Regions from separate parts of the Homo sapiens genome. Here regions 2 and 3 are each linked to region 1. The links are chromatin loops, found by intact Hi-C in ENCODE. Cell type or tissue: heart left ventricle. All regions are shown on one strand. Links, peaks and the distances in the headings refer to the core of each region. The heading gives the core; the rest is flanking DNA.

The links. Peaks named below come from ENCODE experiments on the same cell type or tissue, not always from the same donor. Only the 100,000 strongest peaks of a DNase experiment are listed, where the experiment ranks them.
Region 2: it touches region 1 in a loop (2.2-fold over the local background); 8 of 110 quality-filtered maps call a loop at or near these places.
Region 3: a loop joins it to region 1, with 2.0 times the contacts of the local background. A loop is called at or near these places in 7 of 110 quality-filtered maps.

The regions. Positions count from the first base shown.
Region 1 is chr2:163,733,042-163,741,395 of GRCh38, forward strand. It overlaps FIGN (fidgetin, microtubule severing factor), which reads right to left and starts at 2,967. Exons shown (of 3, transcript NM_018086.4): 1 at 2,797-2,967; 2 at 1,862-2,031. The coding sequence starts at 1,886. It overlaps LOC107985957 (a long non-coding RNA gene), which reads right to left and starts at 900. Exons shown (of 2, transcript XR_001739759.2): 1 at 1-900. RefSeq lists enhancers at 3,574-4,090, 4,091-4,606. In heart left ventricle, for the core only: a CTCF peak has its summit at 3,907 (motif pointing left); DNase peaks (open chromatin) are centred at 3,300 and 3,890; H3K4me3 peaks cover 4,346 bases; H3K27ac peaks cover 4,034 bases.
Region 2 is chr2:163,640,429-163,648,782 of GRCh38, forward strand. All of the region lies in intron 2 of FIGN (fidgetin, microtubule severing factor), which reads right to left. Among named protein-coding and RNA genes, the nearest start is that of FIGN, 91 kb to the right of the region's middle. In heart left ventricle, for the core only: no CTCF peak of the experiment used is centred there; no DNase peak of the experiment used is centred there; H3K27ac peaks cover 586 bases.
Region 3 is chr2:163,620,954-163,629,307 of GRCh38, forward strand. All of the region lies in intron 2 of FIGN (fidgetin, microtubule severing factor), which reads right to left. Among named protein-coding and RNA genes, the nearest start is that of FIGN, 110 kb to the right of the region's middle. RefSeq lists an enhancer at 571-1,072. In heart left ventricle, for the core only: no CTCF peak of the experiment used is centred there; no DNase peak of the experiment used is centred there.

The sequences.
Region 1 (8,354 bases), core at 62-8,061:
AAAACAAGAGCCAGTAACGCCACTTTATACATATACACAAGTGTCTACTTTATATATATGTATGTAAACTTTCACCCCTAGAATTCTAATATATGATAACAAGGCTCCTAAGTTAACATCATTTGCACATCGGACATTTAAACATAGGGAAATGAATTATGTGACTATTATTTAATAGTAAGCAGAGACTTAAGAGGGGGGCAATTTACACACTCAAATCTGCTGTTAAATGTCATGAATTATATAATTGCCTATGCCAGTATGTTTTTCATGAATTATTGCAATGATTATTATTAGTACTACCTAGAAATCACATTTAAGTATCAATACGGTGAACAGTCAAACCATCCAATTTCTGCTCTCAGCACATTGTCCGAGCTCCGATTTAAAATTTATAAATGTAATATCCTCCTCATCACAGGCAGCAGCCCAATCTGCTCTGAATATATATTACAGCTTTAACATCACAGAGGGAAATCGCCCATCTGGCAATCCCATTCGCTCCAACAGCTCCGGGGGAAAAAAAGCTGTGCTCTCTCCTCCTTAAAACATTTCTCAGGGCAAATTATGTGCATCTAAAATAAACAGTCTTCTTATTGATCGCTTCAAAGTCAACAAGTTCCAAATGCAAAATTCAATCAAATCTTTCCTATCGTGTAAGTGTGGTGTGTATTTAGCTCAATAGTCACCAGAGTCCAACCAGACGTGTATGTCGCGCAACGGGTCTTGTAGTTCCTCTCTTCGTATTCACATTTGTGTTAGGAGAGAGCAGTGACCACGGCCACACTACAGACCCCTGGCAGCTTTGCCCCACTGTTATTTCTTTTTTCATATTCTCTCTTTCCTTCTTTCTCTCTTTTCAGGAGGAATTAACGGTCATGGGGTAAACATAGCAACAACCAAAAAAAAAAAAAAAAAAAACAGTCTAAAGTGGACATATCCTTTGGTTATGCAAAATACTTTAACATCTTTTTGTTGTTGTTGTTCCCTCTGTCTTAATTGAATATTACAAAGTGTACACAGGGCACTGCCACAAGAGCTATTGAAAATCCCCTCTCACTCCATTTAACTGACTTTTTTTTTTTGTAAAGAAAGGAAAGAGCGATTTCAAACGAAGTCAATTTCAGTGCCTGATTATTTAATTCTGTCACAAGTTAAAAGTAAAAAGCGCTGACAGGCAGACGAGTGAATGGAAAGGGGGAAGAAAAACCTATCCCTACTCTTTAAAAGACATCAAGGACTTTGGACAATCAAAATATAATTTTTATTTTCATGTAAAAGACACCTCTTCACTTACCCGCCCCCCCCAAAAAAAAACCACACTCAGAAGAACTGATTACTCCACAAAGTGCAAACATCAAGAGCAGATAGTCAAACTGCATTAATAGATTGAGAAAAATAAAATTTTCATCCAGTCCTGTTCCTGTGTGTGTACATATATATAGATACACTTTCATTAGTTAGTAATCTTTCCCAACACTCCTGCCCTCTCCCCTTTGCCCAGCCTCCCTCCTTCAAAAAAAAAAAAAAAAAAAACCCACACTGAGTTTAACTAATTTACATACTATTTGACTTCAGCAGTTATATATATATAGTGCATTACTAGTAACGTGCAACTTCTGGATGACAGCTAAAACCGATAAAAGTGGATTCAAGTAATATATTAATCAAAACTGCAATATACAAACAAGTGATAGCAAAAGAAAAAAAAGCATGGTGACATTAAACATATATTTTTTAAAAAAAGGAATTCTATATCATGAGCAACTGCTTGCCAGGCAGTCTTCAATGGTTTTATCATGCTATTTCATTTGTCTTTCCTATTTAGATGCAAAGGAAGTAAATTCCAAAACTGACATACCATAAACACTGGTGCTACTGATCATTTCTTGCTGGCAGCACAAAAAGCTGAATTGGATTTCTCACAAGCAGGAATTCCAAAGGTTGCTTTTCATTAAAGCCACTTTTCCTCTCAGCTATCAAATGTCACTGCCTTGAAACGTGGGCCCTTTCGTCAGGTATTCATTTAACCTACATGCATATAATTAAGGGGGAAAGCAACATCAACAAAAAGGGGATCTCAGATCACAGGAGAAGAAAGAAAGGAAAAAAAGCACATGACCAGGAATGCAAGTCCATGTCAATTTCACTCACTCCCATTGAAACTAACAAGAGCTCCGGGGAGGACGGTAATAGGATCAGTGGATTGTATATACCATTAAATTATACATCTTTCTCTCCCGTTCCTTGCCAACAATACGCCCACCACGCTGTACCCCCTCCTAGATGATGTGCTTACATTTTTCTGCAACCGATCTTCTGACATTTTCTCGTTCCCCCAGCCACGAGATTGTAATTTAACCTCAACTTTTTGTGTGTGTGCAAGATTCTTATTTACACTTCTTATTTACTTAGAAGTTAGTTCCCGAAGAAAGTCTAGCCCCACCCTATGGCTCCGCTTTCTTATTTTTTTATTTTTGAAGTAAAAAGATAGTAATAAGTAAGCCCAATATAGCGAAAAGCGAGATTCTTGCAATCGCGAACTCTTAATCCCATACTATTGTTACAATGATTAAGCAGCAAAAATATGCATTATAATGTTTCAGGGCTACTTTGAACAGAGAAATTAGACAGCAGGTTGGCGTACAGAATAGAAACGAGTGGAAATTGAATTTAATGTTTACGGCACAACTGAAGATCTCTTTTAATTACAGGTCTTGGATGTATTTATATTCTTTAAAAATAAAACAAAAACAAATTTAAACAGATGGTAGAAAACTACGAAGCTCCTCTTACCTGAACGCGCGGAGAGAGAACCCGATAGGTTAGCGTAGCATCGATCCGATGTGTTTGCTGATGAATGGAAGCTAGGGTTAAGTGAAGGTGCCTATGATTTGAAATCATTCCAAGTTTTTGAAGGGAAGACGGACTGCAGCCTCTGCCATGTTGGAATTTCAAACCCAAAACAGCTGCTTGGAAGGAGCCAGCATGCCAGAGGCTGGGCGCAGGCGCAGAGCGCCGCAGAGCCAAATTCAAATCACTTTCACACTAAGAGCCAAAGATCAGTTTTCAAAGGAGAGAGGGAGAAAGAGACGGAGGCTGCCGTGAGGGAGAGAAGACGGGAGGCAGTGGCGAGAGGCGGGCAGTGGAGAGAGACGGGCAGCGGGAGGACCAGGAGGGAGAGGGAGAGGCGCACGGAGCCCGCGGAGCTGGAGGGGGAGAAAGGGAGGCGGGAGGCGAGCCGGCGAGCGAGCTAGAGACGCGCCAGAGATTCATGGGCAGGGAGGGCTCAATGGCCGCGCCGCGCCGGCCGGCCGGCCGCTCGGGTCATGTTACACGGCCGGGGCCGCGGCGGCCGCCCAGCCTCGCCGATGCGCTCACGCGGCCCGGAGGGGGCCCCGAGGTCATGATTACGCGCGCGGGGACTCGCAGCTCTCCCTGCACGCACTCTCTGGCGGCCCAGCCTGGGGAAAGGGGAGCAGCGCCGTAGGGGGAAGGGGGCTTTCTTTCCCACGCGTGACCAGCCGGCCCCTGCGCTCCCCGGCCTGCGTTGGAGGGCCCGGGACAGAGCCGCGCTGCTCCCCGGCCCGCGGGCTCTTCCCTGCCGGTTCCCGGCCCTCTCGACAGCTGCGGCCCGTCCGCCCTTCCCCACCCCCTCTGCGCACGGGACGGGATCTGGTCTCGAGAGCCTGGACCTCACCGGCACCCTCCCCGGGGCCCCCAGCACCAGCCAGAAAACGACTTGATCTGCTTAGAAGAGGCAACTTCGGGGAGAAAATTCGCGTTCGCCCAGTTCCCCTCCCCCGCCTCCCTGTGAATAAATAAAATCCTAAGTGTCTAGGTGTGCGGTCCCCTCTCGCGCTCCCTGGCTCCCCTCCCTACCTCCCCCAGGCGGCTCGGGCTGGAGAAAGCAGCGCCCGGGGGGCCCTGGTGTCGGCGGCTGGTGCGCAGGCATAGACGTTAGGCTTCTGCCTTCCCAACCCCCCTCTATGGAGTAATCTGGGGACCCAGGAGTGGGAAGAGAGTAGGGGCTTTGTGGTGCTGGGAGCCGAGGAAGAATGAAATGTGCAGTTGAGTGTGTTGCTCGCATCCCAGGGAGCAATGCAGTGCTGATTGTCTGTTGCTGAGATAGCCTTTTGTTCGGAACATAAGGTTTAAGAAACACACACACGTTTTCTGGGGTCTCTTGTTAGATGTAAATGTGCGGCATCCAGACGCTTACTATGCAGTGTAAGCTCAGTTGGTTTACTAATCACCCCGCCCCACCCGCAAACAATCAGGATCATTTGAATGGGAACCTCATTCAGACTTCTAGGCTGAGAGTATTGCCTTCAACCTATTTCATTCTAGACTAGCCAACCATCCAACTGAGATAATAAAGCAAACAATAACATTTGATCATGATGTCTACGAGATAATGTGCCCGGCAAAGTTCTTTAGGAATTGTAATGAGAAAGAGAGTGAATTGGGTCATAATTTCTCTTCGTTTTCATTAAATATGACTTTAATAGATAAATGGTGAGTTTATACTTTGGCCTGGTAGACATCCAGTCTTCTATATTTCAACGAAGCTAAGAATGAAAGAGGCAAATTATATATTCCACCAGGAGCCCATCAAGCTGAAAATGTTACCTTTGAAGGTTGGAACCGAAAATGCACTTGCTGAGGACTGACCCTCCTCATAAGGGTGTTCACATTTCCCCCAGCTTCTCTGTTGTAGATTTGATAGCCTAAATTGCAGCTCTCCAGATGCTGAAATGCAGCTCTTTAAAAATGCCAAATATATACTTTGAAATTAATTCCATTCACCTTTTATGATGTTCTTACCTTTGAATGGATGCCTTTAGCTAACACACTGAGAAATAAAAATTATTTCAGTTAAATCTAGGCAGATGACAGAATTTAAAAGACAAAAAAAGAGTGATTCGAGATCCTAAGAAATATTTCTAAGCAATGAGATTTCTATTTGGAATGGATTTGACCTTTCTGTGAATTTTTTAAAAAAGGAGTCTTCGAAATAAAACAGAAGAACTTTATTCTGATGTAACAGAGAACACTGAAACCTCTTTAGTTATATTTTACAAGATGGCTTTGAAAATGATATTACGAAAAGTTGTTCATTGGATTTTACCACAAAGAAATAAGTGTAGGGAAATATCTGTGGGTCACTGTTGGATTGAGTACAGATGAATTAAAAAAAAAAAAAAAAACTGTGAAGCGCTCATAATCGCAGTTATTGCCCATTTGGGGAATGACGACCAAAAGTCCTCTGGACACACAGCAGATGCTCTGTGCAATTCGGGCAAAACTGCTCTGTTCTTGTTTGTTAAAAAAGTTCAGAGCTCATCAACCTTTAACATTAAATCCTAGCGTTGAATTTACAGTTCCTTGTGTAAATTCAAATAGTGAATAAAATATATAATACAGTGCCCACTGAATATAAAAACAATGTATTTTGATGACAGACTTAAAGCCATTCATCTGTAATATCTAAAATAAAACAACCCCTGCTCTTTAAAAAGAGGAGGAAAAAGTGTGGTCAGCAAGAGTTTATTAATAGATAATAACTGTACCTTTCCAATTCCCTTATAGATTCATTTGAAATACACATTATAAAAAAATCATTCAACATGCAAATAAATATAATTAACTTTGGAATCAAATAATTGGAAAACTGTTCAAAAGAGCACTGGATAGAGGTACAGAGTTTCTAAATTGTTCAAAATTACATATACTCTGGGAATAAAAGACACTTACATAATAGAATATACATTATGGGACTTCCATAATAATAAGATACACAGGAGAGTTCGTCATTGCACTATTTCTCCCTTTTTTTTTAAGTATAGGTAAAAGTTGCTTTTCTCCAATTATTTTAAGCAAAGGAAAATAAAACTTGACTTTCTTTTCCACAGAGATTCATGGCATTGTTTGCGATGTTCAGTTTTTGTTGTTTTAATAAAACTATCTTTAATTATGTGGTATGATTAAAAAGCACTTTAACAGTCATCATATTCTGTATGCATTTATCTTCAAAACTTTTAATCAAAAGAAATGTTTCTGGCTGTAGCTGACATCCATCTCTATAATATCTTTTGAAACTTCTTGATATAACATGAGAATTAAATATTGAGTGTTTAAAGGAAGTTGATTGGCTAGTCAGGGAAACAGTTATTTCAGAAAATAATAAATTTGACTAATTTTTCCCACTCTATTAGCAATATCATTTCTCTTTCTATTTTACTTTTTAAATGCACAGACATTATAATGCATAACATTTTGACTAATATGTGAAATTCTAATACACAGTATACTCAAACTTGTGCTTTTTAAGAAAATCAGAAGAAAAATCAACATAACTCTTCTTCAGGAGTGTGTGTGTGTATGCCTTCCTTTCAAGATAATTCAGAGGGGAATTCTACTTTTTTCTGCTTTTTCTTCTCAAAATAATGTAAGCAACAACAACAAAAGTGAAGGTTAAGGGAATAAGCAAAGTGATACTGAATGTGATTTTGCAAATGACCATAGACTTGTCTGCACTGGACTAAGGAAAATATGAGCTAGGCTGGACACAGAGATGTGCTTTACCTAAGTGATGGGAGAGGAAAGGAAAGGAAAAAAAATCAGTGGAGGCAGAAGGTAGACAGCGGGTAGAAAAGATGAGGGAGATGTAGGTCACAAGATGCTTTAAGGAAAGAAGTTTGGAGGGCTATCATGTATAGTTTTTCATAAAATGCTAAACGCAATTCAATTTAATTTTTCAAATATTGTTTTTTAGTTTTGAACTTAAATGTTAAATATTTTAATAAAACATTAAACTAATAATATATTCTTCCAAACTCCTGGGTTTCAAAACACATTCTAGAACTTAGTAGCTGTTTATGAAACTAGACTTTTTCTTTCATATTACTCACAAAAATCTGAGGTAGTTCTTACAATAATGCAAATTAGTGACAAGATAATTTTTTAATGCTTCCATAAAATTGCAGTATAAGGGTCATGATTTTCACTTCAATAAAGTTACTAAGAAGTCCTTATGTACCACCCTTTCCCCTAAAAAAAAAAAAAGAAAAAAAGAAAGAAAAAAAACCACAAAAGCTAGTGAAGATCATGACCTCATTGAGTAAAATTACTCAATTTGCTCAGAATGACACTCAAATGCAGGTACTGTCAAAGGATATTAGTGTGGTTCATACATCTCCTCAGTGATCTAGCTCTACAGTAGAGACAAACTGGAAAATCCTGTGATGGGTTCACTTAAGATGTTTTGCTTTCTTCTATTAACCTGAGTATTACATTTTTAAATTCACATATATTTATAGTGTGTGTATATTTGCTGGAACTTTTGCCTGATTTTGCATGGTTCTCAATTTCATTTAGAAAGTATTCAATGCTTAATATAATTAAAAGTACTACACTACAAATTGCAGAGGATTTGAAGAAAAGTGACCTTAACATTTTATGGATGAAGCCAGATAAATATAGCCCAAAGTGAATGATAGAAAGTGCAGTTATAAAGGAGTTCTGTCTAGAGGAAATTGTGAGTTCTTTTGTGAAGGACAGGACAGTTTTTCTAGACTTTGTCACAGCAATCTATTCTTTTTTTTTTTTTTAATTTTTATTTGTTGCAGAGAACAGATATCACTCTGTTGCCCAAGGTGGTTTCAAACTTCTAGACCGCAGTGATCCTCCTGATTTGGCCTCCCAAAGTGCTGGGATTGCAGAAGTGAGCCCCCACACTTGGCCTTCTCATAGCAATTGTTATGCACCAATAAAACAGACCACTTATAGTTTGCATAAACTGTGCTGTTTTTCCTCTCTATGCCTTGCTTGACAGTGTGCCCCCTGCCTGAATTGACTTTTCCTCTCCGCTTCTGTGGGCGAACTCCCTTAAGACACTCAGCACTTAGCTCCTCCAACCCACACCCCAACCTTCCTAGAGGCACTTAAGTATCTTTCCCCTGTTTGGACTCTATTTCTCTTTCTCTCTTTGTACCCTCACATCATTTTAAGGGTGTTCATGTCTTTCACTCCTGCATTAGATTTTGAGCTTCTTGAGGGCAGGCAATTATCTTCCATCTTTGTTTTTCCTCCATGCCTAAATTAATTGGGATAATTCAACATACATGCTTACTGGGGAAATTAATGAATTGACAAGTAGAGGAAATAGATATGAGCAAAGACAAATTGAAAGGAAACTGTAGAAGTATTTGCCCAAAATAGCATATAATCTAGTTTGGTTGACCCTTTGCTTTCCACAGGCACAGAATGGGAAATAAGGATGGAAATGAGAATTGGGGATGTATTGCAGAGGAACTTCACTGAGTCCCAGCCTGAGAGGTTTTCATTTCAGT
Region 2 (8,354 bases), core at 175-8,174, 92 kb before region 1:
GTCATGAGTGTGTGTCTACACACTTATTTCTACATTTAGGTTTCCATTTTTTTATTTATACATTTCAGCTCAGGAAACAATCATTTTTAACAATTGATTTTAAATATAATTTACTATTTTAAGAGTCTGTACTTAAAAAGCGATTTGATTCATTTGTCTAGAAGCAGAGTTCCTTATATGAAGAATATCACCCTTTGGTCTTAGAGTTCGTTAATAAATCAAGACCTATTGACTTGAAAAAAAATTCCAACTGTGTTGATCCTAATGCTGGGTCTTTGAACTATATTTAGCTACACAAAAAACAGAGTTACTAAATATACCTGGGCAGAATGGGAGAGTCCTCTTATACTAAAGACAAAAGGCCAAAAGAAAATCCCTCAACAGGTACTTGATCAAATATTTAGAATAACACTGGTACCTATGAATCCTGGCCCTTTGAACCTCAAGTCTCCTAAATAGTGATAAATACCAGAGAGCCCCAAAGAGTCTCTTCCTTGTCCCTTAACAGACTGCTTGGCATCAAGTGCTCAGTGGGCTGGAAACCCACAGCTAGCCAGGGAGGGACAGCACAGACAGAACCATGTTTACTCTGTCAGAGGCAGCTGATTAGGATGACACCAACTCTTAACATTAAACGTGCTACGCTGGGCTTTACCCAGAGGGCTTCCCGATACTTGGGGCATTCACCAATGAAGTTCACAAACTATGGTATATGTTAATAATGGAGAAGAGTAGGCCGCCATAGCTGCTTATGCAATGCATGTTAATGAAGAGCTTTCTTGCTGTGGATTTCCCTCAAATTTCATTTTAAAAAGCTAGAATTGTGCAGTTTAAACTTATATAAAGAAAAGAGAGTGTCCAGAGTAACTTAATCATCATGATTTTTGTATTTGACTTATTTCAGAGTCAGGGAATCCTAAAGGAGAATCTCAGACACCAGTGGAAAATTAAACAGCAAAAGCTCCAATTTCATATCACTGAATCACATAGCTTGAAAGGAATTTGTACGCCATTAGTTTAGCCCCTTCATCTTACAGTTAAGGGGGCTGAAACCCAGAGTTCTTACAGATCAGGAATGGCAGAGCCAGGCTTAGGCCTCCTCTACCAATCTAGGAAACGTTCCATTATACCACTTTGACTGCCTTACACCTTTTCAGAAAATTAAAAATTCACATACTGGAATATAATTATAATGTTAAAGATACTCCTTCAGAGGCAAATGAGTTAGAAATCCGATGCGGAAGAAGAAAATGAGATTGCAATGGCAGCAAATGCCATGGCAAATGCCATGGCAGCAAATGCCCAATGGCAGCAAATACCATGGGCAGTATCCTCAAAACAATCAGATTCAGTGGGTACCAAATATTCTTCTTAGAATTATAATATGACCTGTGTTGGTAACAAATAGGGATGAGCTTAAAATTTTATTTACTGAAAATCTAGTAAAGAAGTCTGAAGTCTTGCATTTATAGAATCTACGCTCTTTAGACCACTCAAGCTCCAAAGATTTCTGACAGAATTCATGTTTATGCATTAGGATGTATTTCACTAATAAAGAATACTGTCAAACTGTCTTATTAATCTCTTATAGCATGATCATACACCAGCCTAACCTGATAGACTCATTTGGTTGTCATTTTATGTGAAATATTCCTTTTCCAATACTATAGGACATTCTGGCTTCAAACTTAGGTCACTTGGGAATGGCTGAGTCATGACTTCCCAGCATGTAAAATACCCATTGAGAGTTTATTTTCTGAAAGTACATTTACTCTCCAGCTGTTACAGTGTAGTTTCACACACTGTAAGCCTAGGCTGATGCTAACCACTAGCACCCTAGTGATTCAACGAAAGTAATGACTGCTTCCCAAAAGCTTTCAGAAATACCTGTAAACCCTGTGGGACAGTGACAACAATGTTAGATATAGAAGTAAGGAAGTCTCCACTCTGCTAATAACTAGTGTGTTCACTTAGCACTCTGATGATCTGCTTCCTCATCTACAAAGAGTTACCTTAGCTTACCCTTAGGTTTTCTTTATATCTAAACAGTTATGCTAAGAAACTTACTCAAGGTATTACAGAAATGGGAAAGTGGGTGAGTGCTTTATGTGCCTTATCTAGGATAACCTAGAACCTATAAAACACTGTGGACTCTCAGAGGAAGGAGTATCTAATAATGTATGGCAGACTCTTCATTATGGATCCTACCAAAACTCCAAGTTTTCAAGGGCAGGTGCTGAAGATAATTCATGTTTGTATCACCAGCAGCTAAGACAGTTCTTGGTCCATGGTAGGTCCTCATTAATTGTATGTTGGATAAAATCAGAAAATAAAATTAAGAGAATAATTTCATGTATAACAGCATCAAAAATAATAAAATGCTGAAGAATAAATCTTAAAAAATTCAGTAAAAAACATATACTCTGAAAACTACAAAATGTTATTGAAAGAAATTAAAGATCAAAATAAATGGAAAAAATATCTCATGCTCCTGGATTGAAAGACTCAATATTGTTAAGATGGCAATAATCTTCAAATTAATGTGTAGATTCAGTGCAATCCCTATCAGAATCCCAAATTACTTATTTGTAGAAATTGATACACTGATTCTAAAATTCATACGAAATTGCCAGGGCCCAAAATAGTAAAAACAATCTTATTTAAAAAAAGCAGGAGGAGTCACAGTTCTCAATTTCAAAACTTACTACAAAGCAACAGTGATCAAGTCAGGGTGATGCTGGCATAAGGACAGACCTATAGATCAATGGAATAGAACTGAGAGTCTAGAAATAAATGCATGTTTATGGGCAACTGATTTTCTACCAGAACATGAAGACTTCAATCGAGCAAAAACAGTCTTTTCAACAAATGGTGATAGGACAAGTAGGTAGCAACATACAAAAGAACGAAGTTGGACTCCACTTTACACAATATACAAATGTACAGGGGTGGTAGCTGATGCTTGTAATCCCAGCATTTTGGGAGGCCAAGGCAGGTGGATAACTTGAGGTCAGGAGTTTGAGACTAGCCTGGCCAACATGGTGAAACCCCATCTCTACTAAATATACAAAAATTAGCTGGGTGTGGCAGCATGCACTTGTAGTTCTAGCTACTCAGGAGGCTGAGACAAGAGAATCGCTTGAACCTGGGAGATGGAGTGGGTAGTGAGCCAAGATCATGCCACTGCACTCTAGCCTGGGCGACAGAGCTAGACTCAGTCTCAAAAAAAAAAAAAAAAATGATTGCCGGGCACAGTGGCTCATGCCTGTCATCCTAGAACTTCGGGAGGCTGAGGCGGGTGGATCACCTGAAGTCAGGAGTTTGAGACTAGCCTGGCCAATATGGTGAAACTCAGAAGCTGGGTGTGGTGGCGTGCACCTGCAACTCTGGCAACCCTGCAGGCTGAGGCAGGACAATCGCTTGAAGCCGGGAGGCAGAGGTTGCAGTGAGCTGAGATCACACCCCTGCACTCCAGGCTGGGCAACAAGAGCGAAACTCTGTCTCAAAAAAAAAAAAAAAAAAAAAAAAAAGTCAGAATGGATCACAAACCTAAACGTGAGACCTAAACCTAAAGGTAGGCGCTTCTCTTAGAAGAAAACACAGGGATTTGGCGAAGAATTCTTAGATATGACCCAAAAGCATGAGCACCAAAAGAAAAATAGATAAATTAGACTTTACTGAAATTAAAAACGTTTTGCTTCAAATGAAAGGTGGAAAGACAACTCACAAGAGAAAATATTTACAAATCATATATCTGATTAAGGACTTGTATTTAGAATATATAAAGATTACTTAAAGCTGAATTTTAAAAAGACAAATACCCCAATTAAACAATTGGCATTAATTTGAATAGACATTTCTCCAAGGAAGACATCTAAATAGCCAATAAGCACATGAAAAGATGCTGGACAACCTTAGTCATCATGAAAATGCAAATCAAAACCACAATGAAATACCATTTCATACTTCCCAGGAGGGCTAGAATCAAAAAGTCAGATAATGACAATTGTTGATGAGGATGTGGCAAAATTAGAACCCTCATACACTGCTGGTGAAAATGTGAAGTGCGGCTACTTTGGTAAACAGTATGTTTTCCAGTACTCAAAGGATTAAAAAGAGTCACCTTATGACCCAGCATTTTCACTCTTACGGATATACCCATGAAAAATGGAAACACATCCACATAAAAACTTGTGTATGAAAGTTCACAGCAGCATTATTCACAATAGCCAAAAATATGGAAGCAACCCAAATATTCATCAACCTAGGAATGGATTAAAAAAAGTCATATCCACTGGAAAATTATTCAGCTTTAAAAAGGAATGAAGTACTGGCACATGTTAAAACCTGAGTGAACTTTGAAAAATTATGCTAAGTGAAAGAAGCCAGACAAAAATACCCACATTATATGATTTGATTAGATGAAATGCCCAGAAAAAGCAAATCTATAGAAATAGGAAACAGATTAGTAGTTTCTTAGGGCTATGGCAGGGGAGGAGGAATGGGGACAATGGGAGATCAGAGCTAAAGGGTACAGTGTTTCTATCTGAGATAAGAAAAATGTTCTAAAGCTGACTATGGTGATGGCTGCATATACCTGTGGCTATACTAGAAACTATTGAACTGTACACTTTAAATAAGTAAATTGTATGGTATGTGAAATATATTTCAATAAAACACTTAAAGAAAAAAATTACATATCAGATGAATAAATAAATCTGAATCTTGTAGAATGATGAAGTAAAATGACATTAGAGACAGATGGAACACTATATGCAAAGGCTTTTCAGGTATGATAGGATATGGCATGTTCAGGAAAAGAAGAGAGGTGTGCCTAGATCATGAAAGCGGAATGTAATAATGGTAGGAAACAAGGTTGAGCTCCCATTCAGGAAAGGCCCTAGCATTGCAACCAAAAAAACCTCACCTTTGGGTAGAATGGGGGAAAAACCTCTATTTGAACCCTAAGTATTAGAATGATAATAATATAAGAATACTTTCACAGTGCCCAGATATGCCAAACAAAGTGGAGTTACTGAAAGCAGCCCAGTAAATTAGATAGGGAGAAAAGAAACAGGTATTATGGCTTCTGGGGAAAATTCTGTGCCTGTCCTAACTCTCACGCCCAGGCCACAGTGATACAGGGCTTAAACTAGTTTCCAGTATTAGAAACCAGCTAAGCCATGGTGAGCAGAGGGGCCCTTTGGATCCTGACAGTGGTTATGTTTGCAGGCAAGGGCTTAAAGAATGATCAATTAAGTACCTTCCATAAAGGAGTATGGCCTACTCTAGCTAGCCTCGCTCACATTAGAGCATTGTTTGCTTGGAATATGAGGTCTGAGTCATACCGAAAAGGCAATGGCATGAACCTGATGCTCCACAACTACTTACAAGAAAGTATATACTGGTCATTTTCCAATGCTTTGTAAATTAGGGGACAAAGGTTCCTTCTACAGATGGAGTCACCCTCCAAACTTTTATTTCACTTCTGCCTGTAAGAATAAATCATTAGTAAATCCAGAACCTGGACTATATTTGCATATTTAAATTGATCACTGTCATGCAGCAAATTCCACTGCAAATTTAGGATGAAAATTATTATTTTTCATCAGTTTTGTTTATGAGTATTAAAATAAATATGTAATGATGCCTTTTGGTAAATGAATGAAAAGTTTTCTGGTTATTTAAATTTACTGTACTGTCAAATCAAGAGCAATTTAAGTTGAATGAATGAATCTGCTCAAAACCCTTCAACTCTATTATAAGATTAACTTGACATAGTGGCACAATATAAAAGAAATGCCTTTGTTCTATTGCATCCCTTTTTTTTTGTTAACTAAAAGTAAATTTACAAATTTACTCAAGAGTTGTAATGTGTTTTAAAGTAACAAACAATTGCTGCCATGTCACTAAGCTCTAAAACAGAGACTCTAAACTATAAAATGTTTTGGGAGTTTATGAATGTCATTGAAAACATATGCTGGGGTAGTAGGTTAAAAAGAAATTAAGGACTCATGCCAACATTTTACTTTTCAAGCTTTGGAGTCACACTTCTTGTATGTCCAAAATTTTGCAGGGACAAATCTCAAGATTTTACCTGATTTTATTATTTTTTTAAAAAAAGACAGCTATATGCTCTTTCAGTGAAATAACAATACAATGAAAGTACTAAGAAAATAAACTTTATCATTGTTCTTTAAGAACTGGCATATAAATGTGCCTCTGAGCCAAATAAACATTTTATTATAAACATTTGGTCAGTTTATGCACCATTCTATTGAAACAGGATAAATAGGGACAATCACCATCTCTGTTGACAATACATTGATCTCACATTAATTTGATTGAAGGTGGCTTGCCAACACATCTCACTTTCTCCATTTGAGAGCACTCAGATAAGAAAAACACAGTGATGTTTAGCAGATAGGCTTGGTGACACAATAGAATGCAACTCATTGAAGAAGTGTAATTATAGTGATTACTTCAGAAAAGAGCAGATACACTGATGGGAAGAAGTAAACACTGCCACAGTTACGGGAGCCCAGTTCCCTTTTGGTATAGATACAGGCTTCCCTGACAACACCAACCTAGCAATAAGACTACAGAAAGCTCTCCAAGTTAACAACATAAAAGCACTAAAGGTTAGAAAATGGCATAAGCCAATTTCCCAAAGTGCTGGAACAAAGGCTCTCTCTGTTTTGGGTGAATTCAATATACCAAAGAGATTAGTTAGAGAAGGCCTCCTTCCAAAATTAAAACAAGGTACATACAAACGTCAGAAAAGTATGCCCCAGTGGAATGTAATTGGCAAATGCTTTTTAAAGCTGTTATTTTGATGGTTCTGAAAAATAAGTCATGTGAGCTGTCCCCTTCTTTCAGGTAACAGTCCCTTGAGATTCATTGTAGCTGCAGGGAGGGTTCCTCTCTGCATTAATTAAGCATATATAATCTAATGGCATCAAAGCACCAAAGAACTTTATCATAAAATGACAAAAGCAGGGGAAAATATCACTTCTCATCAGTCCACTAGATTAGAGATATGGACAGAAAGAAAAACAGAGCTTGAAAAGGCCTTCAGAGCTCACCCTTGACTGTCATTCTGCAGACACAGAGACTCCAGCAGGTCTACCACCTGGCCTCAGATCACACAGCTAGTTAGTGAACAAGCCAGACTAGAACTTTAGGCTTCTGACTCCCAGTTCTGTGTTTTTCTTCCATAACCTGATTATTTTTCAGTAACAAACTTTATAAAACAAGAGGGAAAACTATTCATACAAATGTACAATGTGAAAGTTATAAAATACATCAAAAACATTTGAATCATCTTTTTTGATCGCTGTCAGCTCTCTGCGAGGTTGAAATATTTTTATGTTAGATGTATATGTATGTATGTGTAACTATATATGTAGATATGTAAAGAGAGACAAAGTGAGAAGCAAAGCGAAAGAGATATGTAGAGAGACGGAGAGATAAGAAAGACTGTGAGAGCCTCAGAGACAGAGGATAGGAGACAAGGTGTAATAGATAGATTAATAAGTGCAAAAGGCAAAGAACAAGTGGCTGAGAGAGACAAAGACAGACATACAGACATAGACACCCAGGCACATGCAAGCAGGCAGAAAGAAAGACACAGACAGTGAAACCTTAAATGATTTGCAAGGTCAAAGAGCTACTACTTGTCAGAGTTGCCCCCCAAAAAGCCAGTACTGAAATCCAACCCCAGCCCCACTGCCTGCACCCCCACCCTTCCACAAACCACAAGGAAGGCCCCAAACCATCACAAGCAGAGGAGAATTAAAATACAGTACAATTCTTTAATTTTATTTTGGGTTGCTATTCTTCTGTTTTGGGCCCCCATCCCAACTCCCAGCCTCACCTCAGAACAGTATGATTAGAATGGAATGAATGAAATCTTCTTAACAGAATCAAAGCAATGACTATTGTCTAAATAGTTGAAAGAGTCTCTTTTTAAACGATTAGCCAAGTCCTGCCCTGGGAAATAAAATACAAAGAGAACATATCTTTTTCCTGTCATTAGGGATTTAATGACTTTTAAAACATGGGGTTCTTAACCTGAGATTCATGGAAGCATTTGCCTGTGTCTGTAAACCCCTTGTTATTGTATGTAAAATTTAGAGCATGAGTGCGTTTTTCTAGAAAGATTCTCAGAGGTCTCTGAATCAGGAATATCAGGCCACTGCTTTATAATGTAAATCTGTGAAAGGACTAATGGCAATACATACATTTTTTGGTACATCAAAAATTAACTACCTGAATAATTTGGACAAAATTAATAGCTCAATTTAGAAAACCAATGAAAATCAATCATCAGTGCTCCCATACCGTAAACACTT
Region 3 (8,354 bases), core at 175-8,174, 110 kb before region 1:
CACACCAAGCTGAAAACGGTCAATAAACAAATTAAGAAATCTTCCAAACCCCACAACCTTGCTTAAAATGAAATTTGCATTCATCTACTTCTCTGTGTTCCTCTGGAACCATACTCTAAAAAGACAGTTTACATAAGACAAAATAGATATATAAGTCTGCTTATGTAAGATTGAGCACTGTCTCATATAATTAGACAAAAGAGTAAGAATGTTATTCACATGTTGAGGGTAAAACTGTTCAACCATTCTCCTTAAAAACTTTGCTTTAGGTGACTCTAAAGTATGCAAAGCCCAGACAAAATTTGTTTGGGTTATTTATGCATTTTTCTCTTTTTGGCAATTCGTGCATTAATTTTTAATGCAATAGCAAAATAGTGTCTTGGACTTCGAAAAAAAATTCTATAGTCAGGGCTGGGTGACATAGTGCATTAATTCAGTGTCCTTCACTCCTGGGACCTGTGTATAATTTAGTCCAGCCTGAAGAAAATAACTTTGATATGAAAGTAGTGGAAAAAGCTACATATGAAATGAGTTTTGGTAGGTTACGTGTTGTTTTTTTCCAAATAAGACGTTGTAAGAAGATAAACTGATTTAGAATACAACCAGCACAGCCTAGGATTAAAAGTGAGAAGCTCTTAGCAACAGCAGTAGTTTCCTCACCTCTTCATTTTCCCCACCCTGCCCCCTTCTAGTGAAATAGACCTGGTGAAATAGACCTGAGCACCACGTATAATTGGGATCCTCTGATTTCCAGATAGACTGAACATTGTTAAGGTGCAGTGTGAACGACGGTCCAGTCATTAGCGCGGTTGGCTCTTTCATTTGTAAAAACAAAGAATGCTGCATAATGAGCAGAAACAGGAGAGGATATCAGCATCTTCAAAGGAAGTGGCATTTCCTTTCCTGGAGAGGGTGCCCAACAACCTAACCCATGGGAAACAGGAGGAGAGACTGCAAGTAAAGAAATTGTTTCTTGAGATCCCATCTCTGCACAATTTCATCTACTGTTATGATGCAAAATGCCATTATGTTAAAAAAAAGTTTAGGCTTTGGCTGAATTCAATAAATGGCTGATCCAGTCCTGTGTGTATTAATCACATGAAAAACATACAGATTCCTCTTCTTTTGCTCATGGTTCTCCAATTAATTCCAACTCAATTCTCTTCTGTTGTAAATAAACAGGGCTTACTTTGTCTCTAATATAGCAACTAAAATTAAAGTTGCTCTTTACAAAAATTAGCTGGGTGTGGTGGTTAATGCCTGTAATGCTACTGGGGACGCTGAGGCACAAGAATAGCTTGAACTGGGGAGATGATGGCTGCAGTGAGTTGAGATCATGTCACTGCACTCCAGCCTCGGCGACACGGTAAGACTGTCTCAAAAAAAATTAATAATAATAAAGTTGCTCCCAATATTGTTTTTGGTGGAGTTAAAGGCATAAAGATGTTGTTACTTCCAGATGGTCTAAACTATTGTAAAATTTTATACTTCTTATTGATGATTATGACTATTTTACTGGCCTCTTTAGTAATGGGTAAGTAGCAGTGTTTGCTAATAATTTTAGAAGACGGGGATATTTTTCAGCCACATTTTTATTATTTATTTATTTTATTATTATTATTATTTGAGACAGGGTCTCACTCTGTCACCCAGGCTGGAGCATGGTGGCACGATCTTGGCTCACTACAAACTCCACCTCCCAGGCTCAAGTGATCCTCCAGCTTCAGCCTGCAGAGTAGCTGGGACTACAGGCTCACGCTACCATGCCCAGCTAATTATTGTGTATTTTTTGGTAGAGATGGGGTTTCACCATGTTGCCCAGGCTGGTCTCAAATTGCTGGACTCAAGTGATCCACCCACCTAGGCCTCCCAAAGTGCTGGAATTACAGGCATTAGCCACCGCACTCAGCACAGCCACGTTTTTGAACTACCAGATAATTTAAAAGAAATTTCATTTTAAGTGTGCTAGTTTTACTTGTTTATATTAAAAGAGTAAGTCAAATTCTCCCTGCTACCTCTTTAAATCATGTGCCTCTTCATAGCACACAAATTCCCTAAGCAACACGAAAACCCAACTCTGTCTAAAACCATAAAATAATATAGGTAGGCTACACAAAAATTCAAATCTGGGTACCGATATGTGCATATGTAAGCTTATGACTGCAGTTGTGGAAAGGCTATAGAGAATATAAGGGAAAGAGTGACAGAAGAAAGATTTTTAAAAACTGTTTTTATCCTAAAAATGATCTATGCTTTACTAGCTTTATTATAGATAATCCAAGAAACCAAAGAACATTCTAAATTATTTAACTAACTTATGCACATATTTTTATCAAAACTAAGTATTATTTGAGGTTTTCTTTGGCTACATATTTATTATTTGTGGCTTAAACCAAGTCAAAAACCTTAAAGAAATTCTGCACTTATAAAACTCCATATCTTATTGGTGATCTCAAAATATATGATGAATGCTGATTTCCTTAATTGAATACCCATTTTTGGGAAGGTCTAGGTTTACAGGAAAAGCAAATAATTAATGCACCCCTATTATTACTATAGAATTATGTTTGTGTTTTCTATGCAATACTGTTCTCCTTTTAAAATAGAATAGACAATTAATAGAATTAATGGTGAGTCATAGGTCTAAAAGTAAATTCCTAATTTTTGAACTGACATACCTAGAACCAGTATCCTTTTAAGCAAATCTTTTTAAAAGCACCAGAATGCCTACTAAGAGTACTGTAATTTTGTTTGTACTTTACTTTCAATCTTCTGGCCATTATATGATCACTTAGCTAACTTGTGAAGATTTTTCTGGTGAGGATGTTGTATTGTGCCCTCTGTTTATTTAGTGCTTCTACACCCAGCCATTGTTTTCATATTTTACTTTAGAAATTATTTTATCTAGCTCAATTTCAAATAATATGCTCTAAAAAAATCTATTCAAAAATGTAGCATAAAATATTGGATTGCATCCCTGGCCATAGCTTCCAGAAGCATTAAAATGTTACTAGAGTACCCAAATGACAGCAATGACAGCTTAATCACTTAAAGGCTTTTTACATTAACAGGTTTTTTTTTTCTATTTGAGTACTAATATTCAGGCATGATTTGATATGAGGTTACCTGTTAAATACAGCTAAATAACACACCTTTTAAAAATATCAAAATCAAGTTTGGCATCTAATGAACATTCCCTTATGCTTTCTGAAATATTAGTGCACATTCGTAAAGCTTTGTTTCTTTTATTTTTTCCCACCCAATATATGTATTTTAAAAATTAGTCTGATAATTAGCATGCATGGTGCAATAGCTCCCTGTATTGTTATAATTTTAAGTAGAAGATCCATGGATAAAACAGAATTGAAAGGTGAGCCTATTAATCTAGAGAATAACCTCCACAAACCAAATAGGAATGAATCATTTTTAAGTCTCTACCCATTTATAGCTTTATATTCCTAAGAAGAAGAGAAAGAAAAAAAAAAAAGAGAGACACAAAAGGTGACCTTATTTAGACATATTAGTCAAGGCAGCCTTTGCTGTTTTTAAGCAAACATGATTGTGACTCCACTTTTTCCATCCAGTTTTCCAGTGTGTAAATTGGATGATGACTTGGACAATTCTCTCTTCATTAGTGAGCTGTGGAAAGGAAATACAGAGGTGGCTTTTTCTGTTTTAAACTCTGCAGTGTCTTGTAGCTGGATTCCAAAGCATCAAGGAAAGATTATATATACATACATATATATATATATATATTTTTTTTTTTCCTAGACAAGCTGTCGTAATTGAAATGAAGTCTAATCAGACTCATTACTGTTTTCAGCAATTTGCACCACCAAAGATGCTTATTAGGTAACTGTGTTTAATAAACCACTCTTTAGAAAAATACCAGTAATGAGCTCTTAACAGCCAATCTTTAGCGTGAATGTAATGTGAAAAGTGTTCCTAGCGCTGAATAGATTTTCACATTTAGTAGTGTCATAATTAAGCTCCATGAATTGGTTGCTTTGATGTTAGATTTATTGCAATAATCTCTTTTTTTCTATTTTAAATATACTTGGAAATACAGTTATCTTCTATTAGAGCTGGATTATATTCATTGTACAGCAAATTTTAGGCTAGTGCCAACTTAGTCAAGAGGTTTTTCAACTTAGGACTTGTTAACAAATGGTAACCAAGAATTTTATGACTGATAATTGATATTAGCTATCAAGTCTTTCTTCATCAGTATTCCTATACTTCAGAAAAAAGCCTTGCAGTCATTGGATTATACATGAAAATGTATCCCAGATATAAATATATTCTTATCATTAAGAGGAAAAATGGCATTTCTATCACTAAGCTAAAACATTAAAAAAATGGACATTCTGAAAGAAACAACTAAAGAAATGTCAATTTTTCATAATAGCAGATATAAATAACATTATATTGCTTTATTAGATATTGTTGTTAAAAATGTGAATATCATTTTCCTCCCTGATTGTTCCTTTTTTGCAGCACTATTTACTAAGCTCTTAACATTAAAGGACAATATTGTGGTTATATATTATTTATATGCACTAAGGGTGGTCATGAGAGTTAGCTAGGCTTCTTATTGATAAGGGAGAAAAAAACCCACTGTTATATACCTCTGAGGACAAGAGTTTTTCCATGCAAGATGATGCATGTGCTAAAATAAATATATTATCTATAAATGTATGTTGATTATTCCATTAATAGAATATATCTTGAGGCATATATATATAATGATTACACAGAAGAAATTGAACATTTTTATTGTTTTGGAGGACAACTAAATCAGTCTTATCCGAAGCTCTTCAGCTTGTAGTAATGGAATGAAACCTCTCACATGGTAACATAAATATCTTTTGCTTACTAAAAGCAACCCAAAAGATGACACAATCAGTTTTGAAATGAGACTCTGGTCATTCTGAAATGAATCCATAAAGAGAATCAATAAATGAAAAAGTACAAAAAATAACAAGAGACCAAGAATTTATACCCATTCATGACAAAATGTTAAGAAGGATTCTGTTACTGAATGATTCCTCTTCCAATGCAACCTTTCTTTCTTCTAACCTCACAAGCTTCACGACTCCTAATTGAAGCCAATAAGCCTCCATAACTGTTTTCAGCTTTCTGAATCAATAGGGCCATGAGAACCAAGACTGTCAAATTAATGACTTGTTTCATCTGATTTTTTGGAATGCACTTCTTTGAATTACAAAGTAGAGAAGAAACCAAACTCATTCCCTTGTGAATTGGTATAGCTTTCAGATCAAAATGTCTTCCTGTTTAAGCCTTGAATAAATTTGTATTAAGAATCACAAAAGAAAAAAACAGCGGATAAAACTACTACAAAACCTATATCCTGCATCATTAAGTTACTCACAGCTAGACTATTAAAAAACAAATAAACAAAAAACTAAGAGGGTTCATTGCCTTATGACTTCTTACAACCTTAAACAAATTTATTTATGAATCATGTCAGGTATGAATGTTTTATAAAAGAGAATGTATGCTTTCTATGTTTGCTTTTATTACAAAAGAGACCACAAGATGTCAAATAATAATAATAACAATATAAAAATCATTTTGGTGGGTTTTAAAAATAACTTTCCATAATGATAAATTTAGTTTTAGTTATGAATTTTAGTTAGAAACTAAGTATCTATGTCAGAGGTGTCTGAACTAGAGCAACTTCATCTTGAATAAGGGCTGGGTAAAGTAAGGCTGAGACCTACTGGGCTGCATTCCCAGGAGGTTAGGCATTCTTAGTCACAAGATGAGATAGGAGGTCAGCACAAGATACAGGTCATAAAGACCTGGCTGATAAAACAGGTTGCGGTAAAGAAGCCAGCCAAACCCACTAAAACCGAGATAGTGACGAAAGTGACCTCTGGTCGTCCTCACTGCTCATTCTACGCTAATTATAATACATTAGAATGCTAAGAGACACTCCCACCAGTGCCATGGCAGTTTACAAATGCCTTGCCAACGTCAGGAAATTACCCTATATAGTCTAAAAAGGGGAGGAACCCTCAGTTCCAGAAACTGCCCACCCTTTCCCAGAAAACTCATGAATAATACACCCTTTGTTTAGCATACGATCAAGAAATGACTATAAGTATACTCAATTGAACAGCTTATACTCCTGCTGTGCCTTTGGAGTAGCCATTCTTTTATTCCTTTGCTTTCTTAATAAACTTGCTTCCACTTTACTCTATGGACTCGCCCAGAATTCTTTCTTTCGTGACATCCAAGAACCCTATCTTGGGGTCTGGATCAGAACCCCTTTCTAGTAACACCTAGTTAACAGCTATTTCATCAGGATTTAACCATGGGTTATATAGAGAGTTGGTAGAATTTGCAACTTAATTTGCAGTTTTAATTTCTAACTTGAGAAACACAAGCTAGGGAGGATGGATATATGCATGAAACAGATTCTAGTGCAGAGAACAAACAATGCATAACACATATGATCATATAAATCAAGGGATGGGTCAACTGGGCATAATAAAATGGTAACGGTAATGGGGAGCATGTTAATCAAGTAAGACTTTTGGACGAAGTGGGTTTTTATGCTTGAGCTTTTGGCCCTATCATGCAGACATCCGCCAAAAGATACAGAGAAGTAATATACTCAAGTTTCTTCTCAAAATGAATTAGAGCTTATTAATCCTTCACACTGTGAAGGACCTACAATACCAAGTATCAGCCTTACCATTCTTACCCGTTACCAGTTTCATCACTTGCCATATTCCTGAACTAAAAAAGATTAAGCAAACACCCTTCCACATATTTCCATGAAACAAACAAACAAGCAAACAGACAAGCCAAAGTGAAACCTGAGCATTCAACTTCTTTTCCTAGACCTTCCACTGTTGAAGGCTTACTATCCCCCATTGCTCACCTTTGGCTTTAGCATGTGGGCCAGTGAGTTCCCTTCTTCTCTTCCCTGCTGTCAAGTAGTTTATCAATTATGAGAATATAGGTTACAGAGAAAATATATTGTAAGTCTCAAAATTAGAATACAAAAACACTGCCCTCGACTCTCTGAATCTTGATAGCTTTTACCATCACTAGAAAAAACAAATAGGATCAGTTGGCTACACAGTTTAAAAAATGACAAATGGTGATCACGCTCTAATAAATCCAAATGCCTACTATTATGTGAGAATCTTGCCCATAGTGCTAGGGAATATACATTCTGGCTCTGATGGACTTTGCAATCTATCTTCAGGGGAAATTTAGCACAAAAAACCCACTCAGTTCCAAATCTAATAGAGAGAGGTGGCTATACAGAGGAGCTAATAGTTGAGGTAGATCTTGGACATTGAATAGAACTTCCTCATTTAGAATAGAGAGAGAGGAGGTTTCCTGCCCTTGACAAAAGTTGGTCAAAAGCACGATGAAGCCAAGTATGCATGACAGGTTCTGGAAGCAGAGTGGTTTGATATCGTTAGAAGATAGGACAGAAGTATATGTCTATGCATGGGGGGACCAGATAGAGGTACATACGAAGCTTGAATTCAGATTGCAAAGGGACTTGACTGTTTGGACTTTATCCTACTGCCAACATAAAGTGCTGCTCTGATTTGTTCTTAAGCAATGTATCAATAATAAAGATATACAGGACAAATTCGAGGGGACAAATAAGCAGGGTCTAAACTTAAGCAAGAGGAAGGAAAAAACTCCACAAAAGATTTCAGAGGTAGAGTCAAAAGGATGGGCTAACCAATTATATTTGGAGGAATGAAGGAAAGGAAAGGGGGCATTTAAAGGAAATCACTGGAAAAATTTAAAAAAAAATTGTGACATATCTGTCCATTGGCTAACAAAGAGATTGTGGTGGATACTGCATTTAATCCTCAAAAAGCCCAGGGAGGGATTTTTATTACCCTTTATATATGATGAAGCAGCTTCCCTGAATCTAAGGAACTTTCTTAAGGCCAGCCCAGAGCTAAAGTTGCAACCTGGAACATGTGCCCCCAAATTGCTACAATTTGTCTCTCCTTGGAGAACTACTGGAAGAGTTTTAGCTTGTACAAGCAATGGGTTGGCTGCTGGAAAGATGAAGAGAAGTCCAAGCTTTACAAGGAGGTTTGGGAGTCTTAAGCATATGGGAATCCACTGAAACTATGGTAATGGAAGACAGAGTAGAGAGAAAGTGTGTAGAATGAGATAAGAATAAAACTCTTCGGTTATACAAATTTTAAGGAGTAGGAAATGAGGATTGGAAAGGCATTTACAGAGTACAAAGAGAAAAAATAAAGTAGAGAACACGCTGTTGGAAAAGACAAGTGAGGATTTTCAGACAGAGTGTTTAATTGTAGCACATACATCAGAGAAGT